4 separate regions of the Homo sapiens genome follow, and all the other regions are linked to region 1. Evidence: chromatin contacts called from ENCODE Hi-C or POLR2A ChIA-PET data. All regions are on one chromosome and are shown on one strand. The core of a region is the stretch at or near the end of the contact, and the rest is flanking DNA. Distances in the headings are between cores, read along the strand shown. Region 1 holds the start of BTF3L4 (basic transcription factor 3 like 4). Region 2 holds the start of ZYG11A (zyg-11 family member A, cell cycle regulator). Region 3 holds the start of GPX7 (glutathione peroxidase 7). Region 4 holds the start of EPS15 (epidermal growth factor receptor pathway substrate 15).

Evidence for each region. A loop is a pair of places that touch in the nucleus more often than their neighbours do. ChIA-PET counts read pairs that join two places held with the same protein, here RNA polymerase II (POLR2A). Pooled maps may share reads with other maps.
Region 2: a map with no recorded cell type shows a loop between it and region 1 (14-fold over the local background). The contact joins the promoter of ZYG11A here to the promoter of BTF3L4 in region 1. A Hi-C loop is called at or near these places in 3 of 37 single-sample maps with no recorded cell type and 7 of 50 pooled maps.
Region 3: a loop to region 1 is called in a pooled map, with 8 times the contacts of the local background. The contact joins the promoter of GPX7 here to the promoter of BTF3L4 in region 1. A Hi-C loop is called at or near these places in 8 of 50 pooled maps. POLR2A ChIA-PET finds 5 or more read pairs at or near these places in 3 of 52 experiments (GM12878, K562 and activated T-cell).
Region 4: a map of CD4-positive, alpha-beta T cell shows a loop between it and region 1 (3-fold over the local background). The contact joins the promoter of EPS15 here to the promoter of BTF3L4 in region 1. A Hi-C loop is called at or near these places in 4 of 168 maps with a recorded cell type or tissue (CD4-positive, alpha-beta T cell, ascending aorta and naive thymus-derived CD4-positive, alpha-beta T cell), 3 of 37 single-sample maps with no recorded cell type and 13 of 50 pooled maps. POLR2A ChIA-PET finds 5 or more read pairs at or near these places in 2 of 52 experiments (GM12878 and activated CD8-positive, alpha-beta memory T cell).

The regions. Positions count from the first base shown.
Region 1 is chr1:52,053,889-52,059,710 of GRCh38, reverse strand. It overlaps BTF3L4 (basic transcription factor 3 like 4), which reads right to left and starts at 3,416. Exons shown (of 6, transcript NM_152265.5): 1 at 3,332-3,416. It overlaps TXNDC12 (thioredoxin domain containing 12), which reads left to right and starts at 4,520. Exons shown (of 7, transcript NM_015913.4): 1 at 4,520-4,711. The coding sequence starts at 4,615. RefSeq lists enhancers at 2,501-3,212, 3,213-3,926 and silencers at 2,992-3,231, 4,092-4,496.
Region 2 is chr1:52,839,118-52,844,939 of GRCh38, reverse strand. ZYG11A (zyg-11 family member A, cell cycle regulator) reads right to left here and starts at 2,180. Exons shown (of 14, transcript NM_001004339.3): 1 at 1,967-2,180. The coding sequence starts at 2,056. RefSeq lists an enhancer at 1,006-1,599 and a silencer at 2,101-2,430.
Region 3 is chr1:52,599,834-52,605,655 of GRCh38, reverse strand. GPX7 (glutathione peroxidase 7) reads right to left here and starts at 3,285. Exons shown (of 3, transcript NM_015696.5): 1 at 3,109-3,285. The coding sequence starts at 3,246.
Region 4 is chr1:51,516,217-51,522,038 of GRCh38, reverse strand. It overlaps EPS15 (epidermal growth factor receptor pathway substrate 15), which reads left to right and starts at 2,773. Exons shown (of 25, transcript NM_001981.3): 1 at 2,773-2,840. The coding sequence starts at 2,808. It overlaps EPS15-AS1 (EPS15 antisense RNA 1), which reads right to left and starts at 3,767. Exons shown (of 5, transcript NR_183651.1): 1 at 3,593-3,767. It also overlaps a transcript of OSBPL9 not described here. RefSeq lists silencers at 2,550-2,739, 2,890-3,359 and an enhancer at 2,590-3,518.

The sequences.
Region 1 (5,822 bases), core at 2,167-4,666:
CTGTCTATATTCTTAATAAACATTAATAACTTGTTCTAGCTTCATAAACCAGATATTTTTAAAAATCAAAATTAAATTACCATGAGGGAATCAAATATACAAACAGAAAGTAGAATGGGATTCAAAGTCACCTATTCAAAGATCCCTCCTTAAAACATGATTCAATCCTTTGGCATTCAGTTAAGCCTAACCAATTATGAAATCTCTGTAGGCAAGCCAGTTTTTTTCCCCCAAAGATTTTTACAGCAGAGAGCTGTTACCAAATGTTATTAGCAAAATCTTCAAGTAGATTTTTTTCCTCCCAAATCACATTCTGTATTTCTTATAAACCATAAAGATGACAAAAGGAAAAAAAAGCTGAACAAAGAAGAAATTCAACAAAAGGCTGTCTAGCTGTCAAGATATCAAGTAGTCATGTCCTCTATTCAAGGTCAGATGGTATGTTAATAATGGGGAAAGAGAACCAGGTTTTCAGACATTTGGTGCTTCTGCAGCACTCTCCAGAGTTCATTCAATACCCTGCACTGATATAGTATGTTATACTTGTCAAGACATTCTTGCATACAGGGTAAAATGCTTCATTGCACAATTTAACAAAAACATATCTTTGCTACAGTAATAAATGTTGGGGGGGGGCAGAGAGGAGACTCCTAAAACAAGCTTTTTAAAGTTAATCTTGATTTTGAAGATTCTAAAATTATAGTCATGAATCTAGTCTGGTCAGTGATAATCCCACTAAGAAAAAAACATTCTTAAGTTTATAATGGGTCATCACATTCCACATTACATAAACAAAGAAAAGCCAAATTCAGGCCCGGCACGGTGGCTCACGCCTGTAATCCCAGCACTTTGGGAGGCCGAGGCGGATGGATCACCTGAGGTCGGGAGTTCGAGGCCAGCCTGACCAACATGGAGAAACCTGTCTTTACTAAAAATACAAAATTAGCCGGGCGTGGTGGCACATGCCTGTAATCCCAGCTACTCAGAAGGCTGAGGCAGGAGAATCGCCTGAACCCGGGAGGCGGAGGTTGCGGTGAGCCAAGATCATGCCATTGCACTCCAGCCTGAGCAACAAGAGCGAAACTCCGTCTCAAAAAAAAAAAAAAGCCAAATTAAAAGTCTTGTTTTACTTGTTCTGCAGATCAACAAATCATTACTGAGATGTGAGGGAGGGAATAAGGGACTAGGTTGTTATCAAATCTTCTTTGGCCAATTCTCTAAACCCTGTATAGTCATCATTCACATGAAAAAAATACTGTTTGCTTCATTTGAGAGATTAAAAAAAGCAGCATCAAAGACTATATAATTACTAACCATTTTGTACTTTGACACTATCCTTAGGCAATAACCTATATATCTATCTCTTCTTTAAGGCTAATGTCCAGATCCCAAATAATATTTAGAATTTATGATTCTTCACTCTGCTCAGCGCTGTATCACAATGCTGAAGCAGCTAAAAACACTTTTATAGGAGGAAGTGTGTTTAGAGTCCAAAACAAGAAGTCTTAAATGTGTGCCAATCTTAGCTCTGCCATAGACTTAAATTTGATGACTTAAATCCCAATTCCTATGCTCAAATATCCACAGAAAAGGACCAACATTCACTTTTCTCAAAGGAATGTGGCCATGAGAGTGTAGTGAACTAACAAAGAGCCAAAGGAATTTATTGCAAAAAAAAAGGGGCTAAGGAAAAACATTAGACCTAGATACTTGGTAAACCCTTTGGGATTCTTCTGCATTTTGAAGTAACAATTCCCAAGAGAACAGACAGAGGTTGGGATGCCAAGACAAAGTCTTGACTTGTTTGAAATAAAAGCAAGAACAAAATTAACTCTTCAAATCAAGGTATAGATGAAAGAACAGATTCCATTCCAGGTGGTCAGGACAACAGAATTGAGAAATTTTGTTCCTAAGGAGTATCTCAGAGAAAAATGATTTTAGGGAGACTGAGAGCTCAAGGCAGTAGGGGAGGAACAAGAGTAGTCTTTTGTTTCTTGGCAAGTTGTGGTGTGTGGAATTCAAGTAGGAAAGAGGACTGGACTCAGTCTATGCGATGTCAAGCTCAGAATCTGGAGTAGACCTCCAAGATCACCTGGTTTAATTCTCTATTCTCAATCAACCTCTACTTTATTGCACCCATCATTCCTATCTGTGATGTCATCTCAACATCTGCTAGCACCAGCAAAGTATAAATTACAAACGAAACAGTTCCCTCCCTCCCATCTTAATAGATTAGGAAATAAGGGCCCAGAAGGGAGAAGTCCCTTCCTAGGCCCAAAAGGGAGAAGTAACTTCCTAAAGCCACATGATTAATGAGTTCTTCCTTGGGGATTCCAGGATCTTTTAGCACTGTTCTCAAGGACTCAAGAAAGGGTGTAAACAGGTTTATATTTATTAAGTGCCTAAGTTAGAAGCATTGTGGTAGGCACTTTCACATACATCATGTTTACACAGAGATAAAAATAATTGCAACCTTGAGTCCTGACTTTTTATTATGTAGGGTTTCTCTAAGACAAGCACAGGCTTTGGAATCAGAAAGACCAAGGTTCTACCAGTTGGGAAAGGTATTTTTCTTCTCTGAACTTGTATTCCTCCTGCATTTGGAAAGGTATAACACCACGTACTTCACAGGGTTGTTTTGAGGGTTAAAACATTATCAACCACAGGGAATGGTTCACAGAAGATACACAGTTACTGGTAACTATTGTTACCACTCCCGAGGGGACAACTATGGTAAACTGCAAGAATGTGGGAACGGAAGTTGAAACCGCCATTCACTAGCTGTGCAACACTGAGCCTGTCGGTCAGCAGGCAGTGGGAGGGGGGTTATAAAGATGGGCAAGGGACGCCGACTTGTAAACAAACACTGCCATTACAAGGTGAAGAGTGCTGTAACTGAGTTCGGTTCCCTGGACTCAAGGGCGGGAAGTGGTAACCTCAGCTTCCCTATCTGTAGACTGGGAGCATCAAATGAGATGACAACAGAGAGCCTGTATAAAGCTCAAAGCACACAACACTGCTGTTGTGAGCAAGGAGTAATGGAACAGAGGAGGGGCGTCCACCTGCCTCCTGGGACAGGGTCTGGGCGGCAACAGGGCGGGCCCGCTCGCTCCCACAGGGGGCGGTGGTGCTGGGGACCTTCCCACAGGTGCCGACCCCCAGCTGCGCCGCCGGTAACCGACAGGCCAAGCCAGCCGCCTCCGCCCCCGCTCGCCGCACCACGGCGGAAGTGGCAGCCTGAGCGGTTGGCGGGTGTCGGAAGGGGAGGGCGGGGGGAGACCGTGCGCAGCGGCCTATGGCCGTGAAGTGGCGGGACCGCCGGGGGTCTCACCTGAAGCAGGGAGGGTCCTCCAACACCAGCACGCGGCAAGAGAAAGATGGCTGCCTCAGCCGAGACAGAGAAAGACGACGGCGGCGGCGGCGGCGGCGGGAGCAGATCCACGTGATACAGCCGACCCCGCCTCTCCCTCTCCGGGGCAGCCTATCCCGGGAGCGAACATCTGAACTCCAACGCCCCGCCTGCTTTGCGCATCCCTCTTAGTGCTAGTGGCGGCAGGTGCAGGTGGCCGCGCGGCATCCTGGGGCTTGCAGTCTCCCGAGCGTTCTGTTGTGTCCCTGCCTACAATTTTAGGGAACCTAATAAAAGGGTGGTCGGTATGTTTTTATTTGGGTGTGTACTTTTGTTAGGTCGCTTTTTCGCTATGCATTAAGTACGGACTTTAGGACTCAACTAGTACCAGGAAGAAAAAGACCGGACATTTTCACCTGTTTGTTATACAGCGAAGGGGAAAAATTGGGAAGAAATCCTCAAGCTACAAGAAAAATAACCAGAAGCTTTACACTTTAGCCTGCAGTGACTTATATCCTGGTGTCCTAAGTCCACCTAAGTCAGTTTTGCAATAAGAGGTCCCAAGTTTGGTTTTCTTGGAGCTTGCATCAGTTGGTTGCATCATCCCTGAGTAGAAGATTTGCGGTTGCAAGGAAAAATAAGGTACAGAGCTTCTCCAGCGGGAAAGTGCATGTCTGCACGGCACGAGCCCACGCACCGCAGAACAGGCTTGCCAGGTCTCCTCAGAGACCCTCGCAGGAACCTAACAATGAAATCCAGTTGTCCAGTCTTGATTTGTGGAGGGGTAAGGAGAATCCGAGGCCAGTGGGCAATCCGCCCACTGTTGGGAGCGACTGACCTCACGAATCAATAATTTGCTTTTGACTAGGAAGTGCAGCGGTTCTTGGGGGGAGGGGCTGGACTGGGTGGCGGACGCGAGGAGCAACGGTTCTCCCGAACCTCTCCCCCGCCCCTACTATCTTGGCCTACATTTTCCCGCTCCGTCCCGGGACCTGGACACCCAGAATCCACGAAAAGCAACTCGCGCTCGAGAACAGCTCTCGTACCCTTCTACGTGATCTGCACCTTTAAGCTCACTCCATCCCAAACCGGACCCCGGAGGCACCACCCACATCCGTCTAACATCACTTCCTTCAGAGTTTGAAAAAAAAAAATCTGGGAAGTAGAGGTGTTGTGCTGAGCGGCGCTCGGCGAACTGTGTGGACCGTCTGCTGGGACTCCGGCCCTGCGTCCGCTCAGCCCCGTGGCCCCGCGCACCTACTGCCATGGAGACGCGGCCTCGTCTCGGGGCCACCTGTTTGCTGGGCTTCAGTTTCCTGCTCCTCGTCATCTCTTCTGATGGACATAATGGGCTTGGAAAGGGTCAGACCGCGTTCTTATCTTCTCTTTACTGATCTTTACTATACTGATCCCAGTATAATCTCTTCTTGCCCTAGCACCGTTCCCCTCCCATTCTAACTCTTAGGCCACTCCAGATTTCTTTTTATCTTCCCCAACCGCTCCTGGAGTTTGAAGATTTCTTGGGGTAGAGAGTAGCGGGTCTGGGGAATGGAGAAGTTGTACTTGAGGCCTCTCTAAATTATTGGATTGGGGGGAAGGAATGGCCCGTAAATTAAGGAAAGCATGTTAAGAGCCCAGCATAGTGCCTAGCACTTGGGAGGTCCTGAGGAACGGTCACCTTCCCACCTGGGAGAAATAGAGCCGTTGGGGACCTGCATATGCAGAGGACCCTGTTCTGGGTCTGAAGATTTCTCTCGTTACTTCTTCCGCGAAGAGCTAGGTTACTGCCACTTGCTTGCCTTTGGGAAACAGCACCTGCATCCCAGGTAGCTGTATCTAGTGCATAAGAAGAGCCAAGCGAATGGTAGAAGGTCTGCTGTTTAAGGGTCCCCAACAATTGTCCTTGCTGTGGTTCAGCGAAGTTTTTTTGTAAGTGAGCGATCAGTGGTTATGAATGGAGGTTAGGAGGTGTGGCCCCCTACTCCATCCATTACCTACATCTCCATTCTAAGTTTTAACACCTCTCTCCTCATCAGCCCTTACTTAGTTGAAAGTTGGACTGACAGTCTGTGAACTCAGAGTTTATGCTTTTCTAAGTAGATGAATTGTAGCATGGATCCCAACCCCTCTTCCTTTTTTTTTTTTCACTGACCTTACTGTATGGAATGATTCTGCTGCAATCCTTCTGTTTTTGTTTTCTCTTATCCTCTCTATTTTCACATCTATTGGTGAGTAATAAGATTGGGTGGGCATTCATTTTGCCTGAATGCAATCATTCCTTCATTCCGTAAATAATTTTTGATCACCTCCTATATTTCAGGCACTGTCCTAGGCACTAGGGATATAGCTGTAAACAGGACAGACAAGGTTCCTACTCTGGTGGAGCTTATATTCATGTCAGAGAGACAGAGTAGACTCATGAACAAATTAATAAGACAGTTTCAACTAGGAACAAGTGCTGGGAAAACAATAA
Region 2 (5,822 bases), core at 931-3,430, 790 kb before region 1:
GGATAAAAAGAAAATAATATGACTGTGTAGAAAATCTTTAAAAATTTACAAAAAAATAAAGAAAACTAAGTGACTTTGGCCAGGCTGTAGGATACAAGATCAATATACAAAAATCAATTTTATGTATTCTTATATATACACAAGGTAATATAAAGTTTTAAAAAATATTTGCTGGCCGGGCACGGTGGCTCATGCCTGTAATCCCAGCACTTTGGGAGACTCCGTCTCAAAAAAAAAAAGTATTTACAATAGTATCAAGAACAGGAACAAATTTAACAAAATGTGAAAAGACTTTTATATTAAAAACTACAAAACATTGCTAAGAGAAGATTAAAATGACATAAATGGAAATAATTGTATGTATGTTTCATAGGGAAAAAAGTATTCATGCAATATTTGTGTAATTAAAATAATTAATTAAAAATAAATAAAATCCTTAACAAAGAAAATGAGATATACCCAGAACTAGACAGAGAAAATGGGTGTGAGTACTTTTGTAAAGAAATCTTGTTTCGATTCCAAGCAGGAAAAAATGTGCTTGAGACGATGCTAGCACACACGTAAAAAATCCAAGTTTTCCATTAATTACAAATCCACAAATTATATAACTTTTCTAAATGAGTTCAAAAGATTACAGGCTAGATCACTGCAGGGCACAAAGTCTTCCAACAAGGCGTTAATATGTAAAGCACAACCTTAATCAGAACATTTCCTTCTCTCCATAAATTTTGGGTCGAGCCTTCACCACTCAATCCCTCGAGTTCCCCAAGGGTGGCCCTTGGCGGGTTTTTTCCAAAGTGGGGCCAGAGGTCTGAACACCTGAGGTGAAATTCAAGTTCACGAGCAAGTCAACTAAATTTCAGAGCTCCCAACTTCCCTACATCGGTAAAATGGAGCCTAGCAAAGCCTACAAAAGACTAGGGGTTACCAGACTGCTTTAGAAAGGCGACACTTGGCCGGGCACGGTGGCTGACGCCTGTAATCCCAGCACTCTGGGAGGCCGAGGCGGGTAGATCACGAGGTCTGGAGTTCGAAACCATCCTGGCCAACATGGTGAAACCCCGTCTCTACTAAAAATACAAAAAATGAGTCGGGCATGGTGGCACGCGCCTGTAGTCCCACCTACTCGGGAGGCTGAGGCAGAAGAATCGCTTGAACCCCGGAGGCGGAGGTTGCAGTGGGCCCAGATCGCGCCACTGCACTCCAGCCTGGTGACAGAGCGAGACTCCGTCTCAAAAAAAAAAAAAAAAAGAAAGAAAGAAAAGAAAGGCGACACTTAACACACAGCAGGCGCTAAACACACATTCTTTGGGTTTGCATTTTGTCCAGAGCTAAGAGTAACAGGCATTCGGCAAAGGCTGGGGACGGGACGGGGACGGGGGCGGACGCGCGGAACTGAAAGAATCTCAGACTTCGGGTTCCAGTTCCCCCAGCCGGACTAAGCTACTCGCCCGGCCCCGGGCCCAAAGGCCTCAGGTGGTAACGGCCAAAGGGTCACCGCCTCCGCGGGGCGCTGCGTCCACAACACGGGTGGGGAAACGGTCAAGGTTTGCGGCGTTTGGGTTCATGACTGCAAAAACACCGTCCACTACGGGCCAAGCCGAGTGCCATGCCCTGCACCTACGTCTAAGCTCACAGCAGCCCGCACTGGGGCGAGGAATCCTGAGGAGGCTCGCCCCGGTCTCTGGGACTGGGCTCTCGCCGCGCTGCCTCAGGGCGCAAGTTCCACGCGCTTCGCCGGGCGCAGAAAAGCACCCCCCGCTCCGCGGCGCCCAGGCCGCCTCCCCCGACAACGCACCTCCGCAGCGACGCCTGCGCCTGGAAGGGGCTCGGCATCTAGACCGCAGCCCCGCGCGGGCCACACTCCCCAGCAAGTGCCTCGGCAGCGTCCCAGGAGACTCGCCGCGCTCGCCGGAGCTGGACGTGGCGCCGAGGTCCGCGTCGCCGCCCGCACCCCGGTGCTCACCTGTACCACGCAGCAGCCCAGGGCATCCTTCTGAGCGTCAGGAGGGACGATGTTCCGGGGCGTGTGGCCCGGGTGCAAGAAATGAACCATGGCAACCCCGGCGGCGGGGCGTCAAAAAGAGAGCCGGCGTCGAGCCGGAGCCCGGATCCCGCGAGAACCAAGCGGGCGGCTGCCAGGACGCGCCCACCACGCCTGCGAGGCACACGGAGCTAGCGCCGCGCCCTGCCGGCGAGCTTTTGAAATGCCCGGCGAGGCGACGCGCACGCGGGGGCCGGCCCGCCGCAGACCCCACCCCCCGGGCGGCCTCCTAGCCCCATCCGCCCTCCGACACGCCGCTGCCGGGGCCAACCGTTCTCCTCCCGCCTCCCCAGCCTCCCCAGCCTCCCCAGACCAACCTGCCACGACCCAGCCGCTCACCCACTCCTTCCCAGCCCTGCACCTCAGGGCTTGAGAGGATATTCCCCGAGGACCGGCTGTGTAGGTTTGGGGAATACTGTATATATATATACATGTACACACACACACACACACACACACACACACACACACACACATATTCATTATTTCTATATATGTATATATTTTTTAAAGCTTTCATACATTAAAATATATATTTCAAAGACTTTGCCCCTGAAAATCTGGCAACAGCACCTCTCTAACGGTCCTCTCTGTTTCAACTCCTTAGAGTATCTGGATAAATCAAATATAAAACGAATACAAAATATTGGCAAGTATCTACCAAAAAATCTATTTAGCTTTCTTGTTACTTAAAAAGTACTCGAGAAGACCCTTATAACCTGCTCCAAGAAAGAAACCCCGAGAGACCCTTCTAACTTTCTCCAGGAAAGAAACTCCACAAGTTAGTACACATTAGCTAATTTAAGAGAAAGCAATACCTTGGAAAAGGAAAGTTCTCAAGAGCATGAGCCTTGGAGTTTGAATCCTGAATTAGAATGCCCGCTCAGCCATCTAGTGTTTGAGAACCTGGAGCAAGATTCTTGATGTCTCTGAAGCTCAACTTCCTCATCAGTAAAATAGAATGAGAATGCTTTATCTCACAGACTTAATGTAAGGATTAAATAATGTATGTAAAACACATCACAATGCTTTTTACATAGTAAGTCCTTGATAAGTGGATTGGATTCAGATGTTAAAATTATTTTTAAGTACTTTGCCTAATGCTTTTCTTTCATTTATTTATTCTTTTATTTAATCCACTTACTACAAGAAGAAAAAAAATCCTGTGCTGTAGGTATCATCCCCATTTTTCTCACAGGGAAACTGAAGAACTGACAGGTTGAATAGACAACACGTTTTTTGGCCAGCTGATGAGTGGCCAACCTGGGAGTCAAAATTGAGTTTTCTTACTGCAAGTCCAATCAATATGCTTTTTTTTTTTTTTTTTTTTTAGACGGAGTCTCGCTCTGTTGCCCAGGCTGGAGTGCAGTGACGCGATCTCAGCTCACAGCAACCTCCGCCTCCTGGGTTCAAGTGATTCTCCTGCCTCAGCCTCCCAAGCAGCTGGGACTCCAGGCGCGCGCCACCACACCCGGCTAATTTTTGTATTTTTAGTAGAGACAGCGTTTCACCATGTTGGCCAGGATGGTCTAGATCTCCTGACCTGGTGATCCGCACGCCTCGGCGTCTCAAAATGTTGGGATTACAGGCGTGAGCCACCGTGCCCCCGCCAATATGCTTTTGTTAACGGTGGAGGGTGTTCATGTTCTTGGTGTCTTGAACAAAGAATTGGACAAAACGCACAAACAAGGAAGGAATGAAGGGATTTATTGAAAATGAAAGTACACTCCACAATGCCACAATGTGGGAGTGGGCCCGAGCACTGGGGCTCAAAGACCCCGTTACAGAATTTTTGGGAGTTTAAATACCCTCTACTTGGGGTATGCCCTATGTAAATGACGAGGATGAAGGAAAGTTACAGTCATTTCCTCGGCTTTTGCCCAATGGAGAGGATATTTCCTATTACAGCTGAAGTGTGAATTTCAGCAATTTTAACTTTAATATAGAACCTGGTAAGTTATGTTCTCATAAGGTTTGACTATTTCCAGCATATCTAGAGGTGTGGCCAACTGCATATGTCCCAGGCCTTACCGAGCTAGAAAACAGGCAAGTTAAACAATTTTCAAAAGCCAAGGAAGCAGTTTATGACCTTAAAGCATTTAGCAAACCTAATATTTGAACATAATTTTGACCACATGTTTACATTTTGAAGACATTTGTATTTTATCAATAATCTTTAAACCCATCTTTATTTCCCAAAGATTACCCAAGTCACATGAACTAAATAAAAGGCATTATGTTTTTCACTTTTCTGACAAAATATTTTATTTAAGCTCTTATTATTAAACCAATTAATTTAAAACGTAACACATGAGGCCAGGCACGGTGGCTCATGCCTGTAATCCCAGCACTATGGGAGGCCGAGATGGGTGGATCGCCTGAAGTCAGGAGTTCAAGACCAGCCTGGCCAACATAGTGAAACCCAATCTCTACTAAAAATACACAAAAAAATTACCTGGGCATGGTGGCGCATCCCTGTAATCCCAGCTACTTGGGAGGCTGAGCCAGATTTGCTTGAACCCAGGAGGCAGAGGTTGCAGTAAATTTAGATTGCGCCATTGCACTCCAGCCCCGGTGACAAAGCGAGACTTTGTTGCAAAAAGTAAAAATAAGTAAATAAAAGTGGCTGGGTGCAGTGGCTCACACCGTAATCCCAACATTTTGGGAGGCCAAGGCAAGTGAATCACCTGAAGTCGGGGTTTGAGACCAGCCTGACCAACATGGAGAAACCCCGTTTCTACTAAAAACACAAAAATTAGCTGGGCATGGTGGTGTGCGCCTGTAGTCCCAGCTGCTCGGGAGGCTGAGGCAGGAGAATTCCTTGAACGCAGGAGGCGGAAGTTGCAGTGAGCCGAGATGACGCCACTGCACTCCAGCCTGGCGACAGAGTGAGACTCTCTTTCTTAAAAAATAAATAAAAATAAAAAAATAGGGCCGGGCGCGGTGGCTCACGCCTGTAATCCCAGCACTTTGGGAGGCCGAGGCGGGCGGATCACGAGGTCAGGAGATCGAGACCATCCCGGCTAAAACGGTGAAACCCCGTCTCTACTAAAAATACAAAAAATTAGCCGGGCGTAGTGGCGGGCGCCTGTAGTCCCAGCTACTTGGGAGGCTGAGGCAGGAGAATGGCGTGAACCCGGGAGGCGGAGCTTGCAGTGAGCCGAGATCCCGCCACTGCACTCCAGCCTGGGCGACAGAGTGAGACTCCGTCTCAAAAAAAAAAAAAAAAAAAAAAATAGGCTTTGCCGTTTCTGTCATGGGCACAAAGCGGTGGCCTGATTGTCAGTCTTCTCCTGGCATTTTTAAGGCCAGGAGCCAAGTGCTGCTTGTGGGCAAATAACCTACAGAGCGGTTTTGCTTTTAAAATTATTGTTATTGGCCAGGCGTGGTGGCTCACTCCTGTAATCCCGGCACTGTGGGAGGCCGAGGTGGATGGATCACTTGAGGTCAGGAGTTCGAGACCAGCCTGACCAACATGATGAAACTCTCTCTCTACTAAAAATACAAAAATTAGCCAAGCGGGGTGGCAGGCGCCTGTAATCCCAGCTACTTGGGAGGCTAAAGCAAGAGAATAACTTGAACCTGGGAGGTGGAGATTGCAGTGAGCCGAGATTGTGCCATTGCACTCCAGCTTGGGTGACAAAAAGGAAACTGTGTCTCAAAAAAAATAAATAAATAAAATCGGCTGGGCGCAGTGGCTCATGCCTGTAATCCCTGCACTTCGGGAGGCTGAGGTGGGTGGATCACCTGAGGTCAGGAGTTCAAAACCAGCCTGGCC
Region 3 (5,822 bases), core at 2,036-4,535, 550 kb before region 1:
TAAATTTATTAAAGCCTTTAGGCAATAAATACAAAGCTGGCTAATGGAACTTGATTATAAGACTTTGATTAGAATTTTGGCTCAAATGCTATGTTTTTAGCTTCTAGGTATATATTATTAATGGATTTAAAACCCTAGCCGGTGCCTAGGCAGCCTAGCCCTATCCTCCATAATTGACATTTGGGTCAGATAATTCTTTGTTGTCGGGGGGATGTCCTGTTTATTTATTATCAGATGTTTGGCAGCATCCCTGGCCTCTACCCACTAGATGCCCAGTCTTGACAATCAACAATGTCTCCAGACATTGCCAATTGTGCCCTAAAGGGAATAATCACTCCTAGTTGAGAACTACTGGGCTAGATGATTGAACCACTGAGCTGTACCTCCTGTACCCTACCTCCACCAGGTGAGAAAGGACCCATGCCTGGGGCCACTGGCTATTAGAACAACCTCCTCAATTTGAGGTCAGCATACACCATACTGTGCCTGGAATGGTGAGAAACTGGGACTGTTAACTCCCTTCCTCAGTTAGGGTTCTTCCTTTTTTTCCCCCTGCTGGATCCCTGGGCAATGAGAACATTAAAGCTTTTTTTTTTTTTTTTTTTTTTTTAAAGACAGAGTCTTGCTCTGTTACCAAGGCTGGAGTGCAGTGGCGCGATCTTGGCTCACTGCAACCTCCACCTCCCGGGTTCAAGCAATTCTCCTGCCTCAGCCTCCTGAGTAGCTGGGATTACAGGCACACGCCACCATGCCCAGCTAATTTTTGTATTTTTTAAGTACAGACGGAGTTTCACCATGTTGGCCAGGCTAGCCTCGAACTCCTCACCTTGTGATCCACCCGCCTCAGCCTCCTGAAGTGCTGGGATTACAGGCGTGAGCCACTGCGTCCGGCCAAAGCTTGCTTATTTTTAACTCACAACTTGCATGTCTGCCCGCTCTTTTGGAAGGGGGAAAATCTGGCTTCTAGTTCCATCCCTGAAACCAAAAAGCTTGGTCCTTAGAAACCAAAACACAGACAGACACACCCAAGTACACACAGTTAATTTACATATGTACATATACAAGCACAGACACAGACTCAGATTTGTACACAGAAGAAGTAAACCATTCACAAAGGCACACACTACACATAACCCCACACATTCCCAAGTGGTCACCCATTCATCCATACTGGTCTAAATGACTATGGTCCCAATTAGCCTGAGGGCATCAACCATGTCAATCTTGCTCATGACTATGTCATCAGAGCTGGACCCAGTGTCAGACATGTAGTAGGAGCCAGTAAATGTTTGCAGGTGAAGGAATGAGCATATTGCCCAAGCAGCAAGCCTAGCCTGGGTTAACTCAGCACCAATTACAGCTTTTCTGGACTCCCTGTTCCCTGGTTTACTGCTGAACTTGGCAACTAAGAGCATAGACTCTGGAGCTGGACTGTCTGGGTTCAAATTCTTACTGTCTTACTAGCTGTGTGACCTTGTTCTATTTTTGTCTTAGCACTTACTACTACTAGGAATTACCTCGTGCATTTCTCAGTTCCTTGTTTATTGTCTTTCTTCTCCTTACCCCATGTAAGCTCCATTTAGTGGAAATGTATCTGTTTTGTTCACCACTGTATCCCCAGGGCCTGACCTAGTATCTAGTTAGTATACAGTAGGTGTTCAATAATGAACAACGAATTAATAAGTAGCAGAGCTGGTCAGACGCTAAACCTGGGGCTCTCTGGTGAGCTGCCCTAGAGAGAACAGGAGGCCTGAATTGGAGCGGGCCCTGTTCTTGGTTCTTTGCCCAGAGTTCTAAATGAAGTTCCTGCTGGGATCCACCAAACACAGGTGCAAAGCACTCTACAGTTTACTAAGTGCATCCACGCCTTCATCTGATTTGAAACTCACGACACTCTGGGGGACAATCAAGCAGGGATTACTGTCCCCAAGACTCCCAGCATAATCGAAAATTTCAAGGCTTATAGAGTACTGGTCTTCACTAAAGATGGTGTTGCTCCCAGGAGAAAAATGTTGACATCTATTTTTGTGTGGTTCATCCAAAACTGGACGCTGGCCCACCTGTTCATTAGATTTCAACTCCCCAGCCATTTCACACCAGTCCCCAGGTCCATCCTGAAGAGGTCCACTCTGGGAGTTCTTCACTGCACATAATGTGACATGCAGGCCTCTCAATGTAGTGTTCAAGGTCCCGCCTGCTCCCTTGCCAGTCGTTTCAGCCTCATCTTCCACCACTCGTAGCCTCCAGCTTTAGACTCTTTGAAGCACAACAGCTGGAACTCCTGGCCCCGCGCCCCCCCACCCCCTTCTTGCTGTTTGCTTCTTAGTCTTGCTAAAATCCACTCGTATTCAAAGACTCAACCCAGATACCCTTCCTCTCCGAAGTCTTCTCTGAGCTTAGATTCCCTCTTGGTAATGAGGGGGCAATTAGCCTGGATGACTCTTATGTGTGCCCCTGAGCTGCCATCTAAGGACTTGGCCTAGAGAGGACCCCGGATGTGGCGGTGGGGTTCTCTTCCAGGCCCCGTCTTTCTAGTGTAGTGTGACCTTGTGCGAATGCCTGCCCTCTCTGGGCCTTTGTGCCCTCTCCCAGGGATGATCCGTGTGAGGTCTCCGTGCATCTGAAATAACTCTCTCTCTGCCCTGCACATTGATCTCCACAGTGTTCTTCACTGGACTCCGAATCAGCCACTCCCCGTTCCAGATGCAGAAAATGAGGACGGGAGAGGGAAAGGCCGCACGATGCTACGGTTACTTTTTTCACCCGTGAATGGCAAAGGCTGGGCAGTGGTGCCCGGCCTCCCGGCGAAGGTCTGGACCCCGCTGCCCAAAGGTGCCGGTAGCGAAGTGGGCGCCGACTGCGAGCGCTTCGGGTTCCTCCGCGCCAAGGCCGTGCCACGTAGCCGCGGGCCGGGCCGGGCCGGGCGCGGGATGGGGGCGCCGCGCCAGAGGTCACGGCCGAGCGGGGCGGGGGCCGGGGTTTGGCGGCCGCGCGGCTGGAGCGTCCTCGGAGCCACACCGCGCGGGGGACCGGGCTGCGGGGCGTCCCCAGCAGGCCCCGCCAGGGCGAGGCCGGGCCCAGCGGCGCCGCCAGACCCCGCGCACTCACCGATCCGCGGTACTTCTCCAGCGACACCAGTTTGCCCCGGATGTTGACCGCCTTGAAGTCGTAGAAGTCCTGCTCCTGCTGCGCGCAGGCCGCAGCCCACAGGAGCAGCCACGCCGCTGCCACCGTCGCCGCCACCATGGCTTGTTCCGGAGGTGGCGGCGTCGCGAGGGCAAAGACGGGGCGGGGGGATCTAGCGCGGGGGGCGGGAGGAGGCGGCTCTGGCGCCGCTCGGCCCGCAAGGCAGGACGCGCCGCGTTCTCGTTCCCTCCGCAGGCGGTGGATGTCCGGCTCTGGACCTCAGTTTCACCGTCTGTCCTGAGGCAGCGCACCCCTGCCCCGGACCCCAGAGCCAGGGTTTCAGGATTCTGTCCCCTGAGACCGGAGTTCGTTTCAGTGAGGCTCCCTCTTGTCCCAGGAAACAGCGACTTGGCAGGGACAGGGAGGCAAAAATCTGAGAGCTCAGCTTCTCATTAGTGCAGCGGCCTTAGGCTGGCCTGGTCACGCCCCCACTCCGACCTCAGTTTCTCCACATGTTAAGTGGAGCTAGTCGGTATAGGATGGAAGTAATAGAAAAACGGATGCGAAACACTTTAACAGTTGAATGGTGCCTGCAAACTTCAGGTGAATGAATGCATGTTCCCTGAAAGTGATGGCTGGGAGAAGAAGAGAGGACCGTGGGCCTGTTGCAGGTTAGGTTCCTGGAAGCAGATTCTGAGATGGAGATTGGAGTGCAGGATGTTTATGAGGGAGCACCCTTGGGATCAACAGGCGTGGGAAGGATGGGAGGGAACAGGAGTGGCACAGGGGGAAAGTAGTGAGCTCCATGCAGGCCCCAAGACAGTTTTAGCTGACTCGACAGGGACTCTAGAGCTAGAGTAGCCCATCAGATGAGCTAAGATGGCCAGGTCATCCTGCCTTTATCAGTCCTTGGATGTGGGGCCACCTGGCAAGTGGGGCAACAAGGGCCAAGATGGCCCTGTCTGTGGAGAAGCTGACATTAAAGGCTTTGTGCTAACAGCACTCCTAGCAGCTGGTGTCTGTCCTAAGTCCTCAGTGATGGGGGATCTGGGCAGCACATCACAATGTCTCCCCCTGCTCAGAAAACCCCTGTTGAGCCCATGAAATGTCAAACATGGAGCTGGATCCTGTACTCACAGGCTGTGAGTTTTTTCTGGAAACTCACAGACTGGTGTGAGAGAAACCAGGTAAACTGCAGATTTTATGTAATGTGGTAAGGGCTAAGCACTCCTGTGGTCATCAACAAAAACTTCCTGAGCACCTTTTCTATGCCAAGTTTTGCTTTAGGTGATTCTTAGGCAGGGATGAACAGGAGGGCATTATCTCTATCCAGGGAGACACAGGAATTAAATAATTTATAAATAGCTCTAAAATTACTGTTGTGGTGAGTACCACCTAAACTAGCCTGGAGGGCCATGGAGGGCTTTCCAGAAAAAGGGAGATTTGAGCTGAGCTCTGAAGAATGAGGAGAAATTGGTCAGGATGAAGCAACATACAAGTGCAAAGGTCCTGGGGGGAAAGGAACATGGTGCATTGAGTAACAAAGAAGCCTCATTTGGTTGGAACAGAGAGGACAAAGGATGAGAGGGAAAGGTGGAGAGGCAGGAGGGAGTGAGATCACACAGAGCCTAGTAGGCCACAGTAGGGACTGTGGTCTTTAAACCAAGAAATGAAGGTTCTTTTTAGCAGGGAGGTATCACAATGAGTCTTTTGTTGTAGAAAGATCTCTTTCGACAGGGCCCGGTGGCTCACACCTGTAATCCCAATACTTTGGGAAGCCAAGACTGGAGGATTGCTTGAGGCCAGGCGTTCAAGACCAGCCTGGGCAACCTAGCAAGAACTGTCTCTTCAAAAAATTAAAAAATTAGGCCAGGCGCGATGGCTTACGCCTGTAATCCCAGCACTTTGGGAGGCCTAGGCAGGCAGATCGCAAGGTCAGGAGAACGAGACCATCCTGGTTAATGCAGTGAAACCCCATCTCTACTAAAAATACAAAAAATTAGCCAGGTGTGGTGGCACACGCCTGTAGTCCCAGCTACTTGGGAGGCTGAGGCAGGAGAATCACTTGAACCCGGGAGGCAGAGGTTGCAGTGAGCAGAGATTGTGCCACTGTACTCCAGCCTGGGTGATAGAGCGAGACTCCATCTAAAAAAATAAAAATTAAAAATTAGCCTCGTGTGGTAGCATGTGCCTGTGGTTCTAGCTATTTAGGAGGCTGAGGCAGGAGGATTGCTTGAGCCCAGGAGTTCAAGGTTGCAGTGAGCTATGATCATACCACTGCACTCCAACCTGGGTGACACAGACACTATCTCAAAAAAAAAATCCTTCTGGCTGTTCTGTGGAGTTGATAGGAAAGGGCAAGAGCAGATGTGGTCTAGATGTTGGAGTTGACGTAGCTCCAGGGCTACCTCCTAGAGACCCAGAGGCAGTTGCTACCTAGCCTGAGCAGCCAGGCAAGGCCTTCTGGAGGTGTGAGGTGATACTGGAGTTATATCTTGAAAGAGGAATGGGAATTCTCTAGGAGGGTCAGGGCAACAACGTCAGACTGAAAGAGCAGTATCTATGACAGCACAGAGTCAGAGAAGTGCTTGGCTGTTTGAGGTGAGAAGGGGTGTGGGGCAGATGAGATTGGAAGGGTCATCAGGATAGAGAAGGGCCTTGAGTGCCAAGTCACTCTCTAGAGTGTGGCAAGCAAA
Region 4 (5,822 bases), core at 1,524-4,023, 540 kb after region 1:
ACGCCTGTAATCCCAGCACTTTGGGAAGCCGAGGCAGGCAGATCACTTGAGGTCAGGAGTTCGAGACCAGCCTGGCCAACACGGTGAAACCCTGTCTCTACTAGAAAAAAAAAAATTAGCTGGTGTGGTGGCGGGTGCCTGTAATCCTAGCTACTCAGGAGGCTGAGGCACAAGAATCGCTTGAACCCAGGAGGTGGAGGTTGCAGTGAGCCGAGATTGCACCGTTGCACTCCAGCCTGGGTGACAGAGTGAGACCTTGTCTCAAAAAAATAAAAATAAAATAAAAACATTTATAAACGGTGAAAAGCAATACTGTATACATACAAGGTGTTATTTATTTATTAGAGATGGGGTCTCTCTATGTTGCTCAGGCTGAATTCGTGCTCTGTGCAACTGCCTCAGTCTCCTGTGTAGCTGGGACTATAGGCATGTGCCACCATGCCTGGGTAAGGTGTGCTTTTGACTTAATATAAATCATATAAAAGTTAAAACAGTAATAATTCCTTACTTTTCCTGTATGAGAAACTGAAGCTCAAAGAGGTTAAATGGTTTGCCTGCGGTCACACTCTGATTCTTAATATTCTCTTTGCTACTCTGCACTGCCTTTCCGGAAACTACATGGCAGGGTTTCCACCTTATTCATCTGAGAGGAATATCTTACATCTCATATGGTTTGGAGGAGTCCCCTTGAATAGCAAGTGAAATTATACTCCCCAAAGCGATTTGCTCCATGATTTTCAGATTTCATAATTTGTGTAGCTACAAGTTTAGGCACTTTTGTATATGTCATCTCATTCATCCTCACAACAACCCTAAGGGCATACAACTAGTGAATGGGAGAGCCAGGAATGGAACCTGGATATTCCTAATGTCTGAGTCCTATTTATTTCACTATACTATGCTGCTTTGTCTATCAGTTGTATAACCCTGGGCAAATCACTTAGCCTCTGTGACCCTGCATTACCTCATTTGTAAAGTGAGTATGACGATTACTTCCTTTTAGAGTTGTGAAGCTCAAATGTGCTAATATAAAGTAGAAAACACCGGTAGAAACACCGGTTGTGGTTATGGCTGATAAGTGTACCAAAGTGAAGTAATGTAAAACAGTATCTCTTATTCTCTCTTCAGTTAAAGAGATTAGCAGCAAAAAAGAAGCCAAGGAAGATGCTCTTGAATAAGTGGTTACTCACCAGACCTATATGGCTTGCTCTTGTTAGCTGGCCTTTGCCAGAAGGAGTCTGAGTAGAATTAGGAGTTCCTTGGGAAATTTCTGGAATGGTTTGCTTGTGGAGGCAATAGTCTAAAAACTTAGGTGGGGCTAACTCCATCCTGGGTCTTGTTCAGTTGTCCCTCCTACCACGGGGACTGCTATGATAATGGTAATGGGTGTAGGCCTGATAGAGTTGTGGTTTGTTGTAATGGGAAGCCATCGTGACTAAGAAATTAAGACCAATTCGGGCAAATACATTTATTGAGGCCTCTGTGGTAGGCTAAACTATGAGGGAGATAAAGCAGTGAGTCAGCCCCTTGTCCTCAAGGATTTTACAGTGCAGTGAGGTGGAGACAAACCCTCAACTAACGCTTACAGATAAGGCAGAGTATAAAAACGGTCACATCAGAACAACTTAGAGGTGGGGTGTGGAGTTCCTAGAAGGCTTCTTGAAGTAGGTGGTATATACTCTGAGACTTTGAAGATGAATTTCAAGTAACTGGGTATTCCAACTGAAGGTTGGCAGCATCAGAAGGTGTAGGATGTGTTATGTTTAATATAGGCAGGAACGAAGGCCTTTACTGAGCATGCACTGTAATGCTAGGGTCTGACGATATAGAAATATATTGAAAACAGTTCTTGCCATTGAGGAGCTCTTAATCTAGAGGGATAGATAGGTGTAAACTGTCATTAGGGTGATGACTTCACAAGGTAGAGAAGAAAGGTTATAAAGGAGAGTGTGTAACTCTGACATAAGGAAGAGAAAAAGATACTTTGCAAAGGAGGTGAAACTTGAATTATGTCCTGAGAAAGAAGGAGGAGTTTGCTAAGTGGATGATGGGAGAAGCTAGGAGTGCTACAGGCACCAGCGTTCCCTTGTTAAACAATCTAAATGTGACAGGCACCAGGCAAATACATTTTTGCTTCCCCTTTCCAAATGGATTTTGGCTGTGGGAGGGAATGACTTAATGTCTTCTTTTCCAATATACTAGCAGATGGTTAAATATTTACAGTTAGACTTGGATTCTAATTCAGCTATATAATTAGCTGTATGACCTTAGTAAGACACTTATTTGTGTTTCAGTTCCTTCATTCATACAATTCAAAAAATAAGAGTCTAGTACAGAGCCTGGCATATATAAAGTGCCATTATTATTTTCTATCATTATCTCATTTAGTCTTTGTAAGTAACTGGGCCTCTAGTTACAATTTCCCCCATTTTTCAGAAGCAGGAGCTCAGCGTAGGTAGGTGGCCTGTCTGAAGTTCACAGGTCAATCTGCAGTCGCCTCCGCAGCCCGTCCGCTTTAATTTTATGTCCGCGCCGGGTTTTCCAAGGCGGCCCCGGGGGCAGGCTCTGGTCCGGTGGCCGAGACTCCGGCGCCAGGGTTTGGGCGGCGCCGCGGCCGGCTCCGGCGGGCGGGCAGGCGGGCGGGGCCAGGCGGGGCGGGGCGGGCGTGGGGAGGGAAGTTGTGGAAGTTAGGGGAGACGCCCGCCCGCCCGCCCCGGCCTCGCCTGCGGCCGCTCCCTCCGCCTCCTCCCCGCCCCGAGCCCCAGTCAGCCCGTCTTCCTTCCCCTCCCTTGCATGATGGAAACACCATGGCTGCGGCGGCCCAGCTCTCTCTGACACAGGTAACGCCACACGCCCGTCCGCCGGGCTTGGCCGGCCGGTGCCCCCTCCCCCACCGCCCTCAGCTTCGCCGACTTCTTGGCTTGTGGGCCAAGCAGGCAGCTTCTTGGCTTGTGGGCCGGGCGGCCGGTGTGTGTGAGGGAAAGCGGGTGCGACTGCGGGAGGGCGCCCTCCGGAGCCGGAGCCCCCCTGCGGCCGCCGCGACCTCGCCCAGGGTCGTCGGGCGCCTCCTGCCCCGCCCCGCGCGGCCCTCGCCGCCCTCCGCGCCGCTGCCGAGTGGACTGTGACCCGGCCGCGCTCTGCCGGTGCCGGGCCGGCTCCCGCGGGGCAGCTTTCACCTACCCAGGAAGTTTCCTCCCACAGGGCCGCACGCATCCCAGGTGAGCTCCTGTTGAGCTCGCGCGGGCCGGCCGCACCCCCGGGCCGCACGAGGCTCGCCCGCCAGGCCGGCTGCGCGCCGCCCCCAGTAGGAGTTGCCTTCCAGAGCCGGACGCGCAGGCCCCCCAAGCCAGTCTTTCCTCTCCAGACCTGCCTTTCTCCCAGGGTCCGACGGAAGCCCTCCCTTCCCAGAGTTTAATGTAGTTAGCCTCGCCTCCAAAGAAGTCTCATCCTACTCAACTACCCACTCTGCCGGCCCCTTCCTCCGTTCAGCCTCTCCCCCCTCCTGATCAGGTTTCCTTCTGGGTCAGACCCCCAATGCAGCCTTTTGCCACCCACGTCTGCTTCCACTTCAACTTCCCCTCGGGGGGCTCACGCCTGATCGCTGTCCAGGTGGATCCCTTTAACGGGTGTGGTGGCTCCGCCAGTCTTGGTGCCAGGAACGGCCTCCCGGGGAGCACTTTTCTTGGGGGGAATCCTCAGCAAAACCTGTTCTCGAGCTTCCCTCTTGCCTCGTTGCTTCCTGTCAAAGTCCAGTCCTTGTGCTTCTCAGAAAACCTCTAAACATCACTCACACTGGGAACCTGGTCCCTCCCTCTCTGTAAAGAAGCCAATTACAATGTAAACATGGTGTCCGGGATGATAAGGTGACAGACACCTGCCAGTTCCTTCCTGCTCCTGTGACCCAAACTCTCCCCCGCGTCTCCTCAGACGGTTCTCTCCAGAGCTGGTGGCGCGTGCTTCCCGATTGGGGCCCATCCCGTCTTCCTTGCCTGCATTGTGGTATCTCACTGCCATCTTGTACTCCTTGGCCTAGATTCGTCGGTGCTTCTAAGGCTTTAGCGCTGGGATAGGGCAAACATTTCGGCAGTGGAGTTTTCTGTGTTTAAAATCAAGAGGCTTTGGGGTGCTTTGCCTAGCACTGTAGGATAGAGAGAAAAAAATGTTTTCTCAGAAACCAGGAGTCACGTACATGCTTCATGTAAAATAACTAACCCGTGTTTGCAGGAATTCTAAGTGTCATAAGGAAAGTCTATTTCCCAGTTTTTTTGATGGTGGTGGTGGTTGTCCTGTTCTGACAAGCAGAGAACCCTTTAACATGGAATGTGGTGGTTTAGTCTTGGTTATGTATGTTTGGAAGGGTCCTCCCAAAACTCAAATTTGAACAACTACAGCACTGACTTTTAGGTATTCACTTTCTGTGAGTCTAGTTAGTGACTTGCATTAAACAAGATCCCTGTTGGCAGGCTGTTGTTTTCTGGCTCTGTTGGCCAATTCTGGCAGGAGTTTTCCCTTGAAGATTTTGTGCTCTTAAAGACTTCCGTAAAATTGCTTCTCAGTTGTGTGCATACTTTATTCTCTCCCTGGGTAATACCATGTTTTTAGCTTCTATTTACATCATTCATCTCTGGAGAATTGCTTCAAGCTCTGTCAGTTTTATAGCCATTTAAAAAATTTACATATGTTCTTGGGTTATATATTTAGGTATTAATGTGTACACAGTAAGTACGGAATCAGTAGTAGCTATTATCCTTCAGTGCCTCACATATGAGATAATATACATTGGTGGTTAATTTTTATTGATAATTCAAATAAGTAAATTCAGAATATTCTGATTTTAAAACATGAAGAGGCAATAAGAGGGATTACGAAGGCACACGAAAAAATAACATTTCCAGTTGCTAGTATACCCTAATGTGCCTCCTTGTTACTTCAAAACTTTGCAGATTTGTGGTTTTTAAATTTAATTTAATTTTTTTATAACTGCCTGAGCCCAATACACTAAGATAACAATGCAGCCTGGTTTCACATTCATTACTGACCCGTTTGTCATCCTCTGTTCCCCCCACCCTGCCCACTCTCCCAGCACACACATTTAGACATAGGCATACTCAAGTGAGAGCTCATTCAGGGCAGGGACATCTTTTAATCCATCTTTCTCCCATGGTACCTATCTGGAAGAAAGTAATTAATAACTGTTGTAGGAATGACTGAAAGCTCTAAAGGGTTCTATAACAGTTATGGAGATTAAACATGCTCAAGTTAATTTCTGCTTCTGTTCATATGTTGATGATTTTCATTCAGCAAATATTTTTATAGTACCTATTATGTACTAGACATTGTACTGGGATTATCGTGTTTATAATTTCTTGCCTTTACCAATTAAGCAAAACTGAGTTTGGGGAAAAAATGTGAAAAATGTTTTAGCTTATGCCTTCCTTCCTTTTTCCAAGCTTGCCAACCAACCCTTCAACTCCCCAGCCACCAAAATAAATTATCTAAATTATTATAGTCTAGCTTCTAGAGATGATAGAATGCTAGAGTACCAAAATGTTAGTTCCAGTTCTGCTTTGGCCACAGCTAACTGTATGGGTTTGGGTTAAATATCCAGGCCTCAGTTTTCTTAACTTTAAAAGAGACTCAACAAACATTTGCTGAGCATTCAGTATGTGCTAGGAATTACTCTAGGTACTGAGGATATATATACTCATGAACAAAAATAGTTAACAATTCTTTGACCTTGGAGACAAAACCTGGAACTTATTTCTGCTAGAGGAGTTTGAATTAGCTGATCTAAGGACCTTTCCAACTTTTAAGATCCTGTT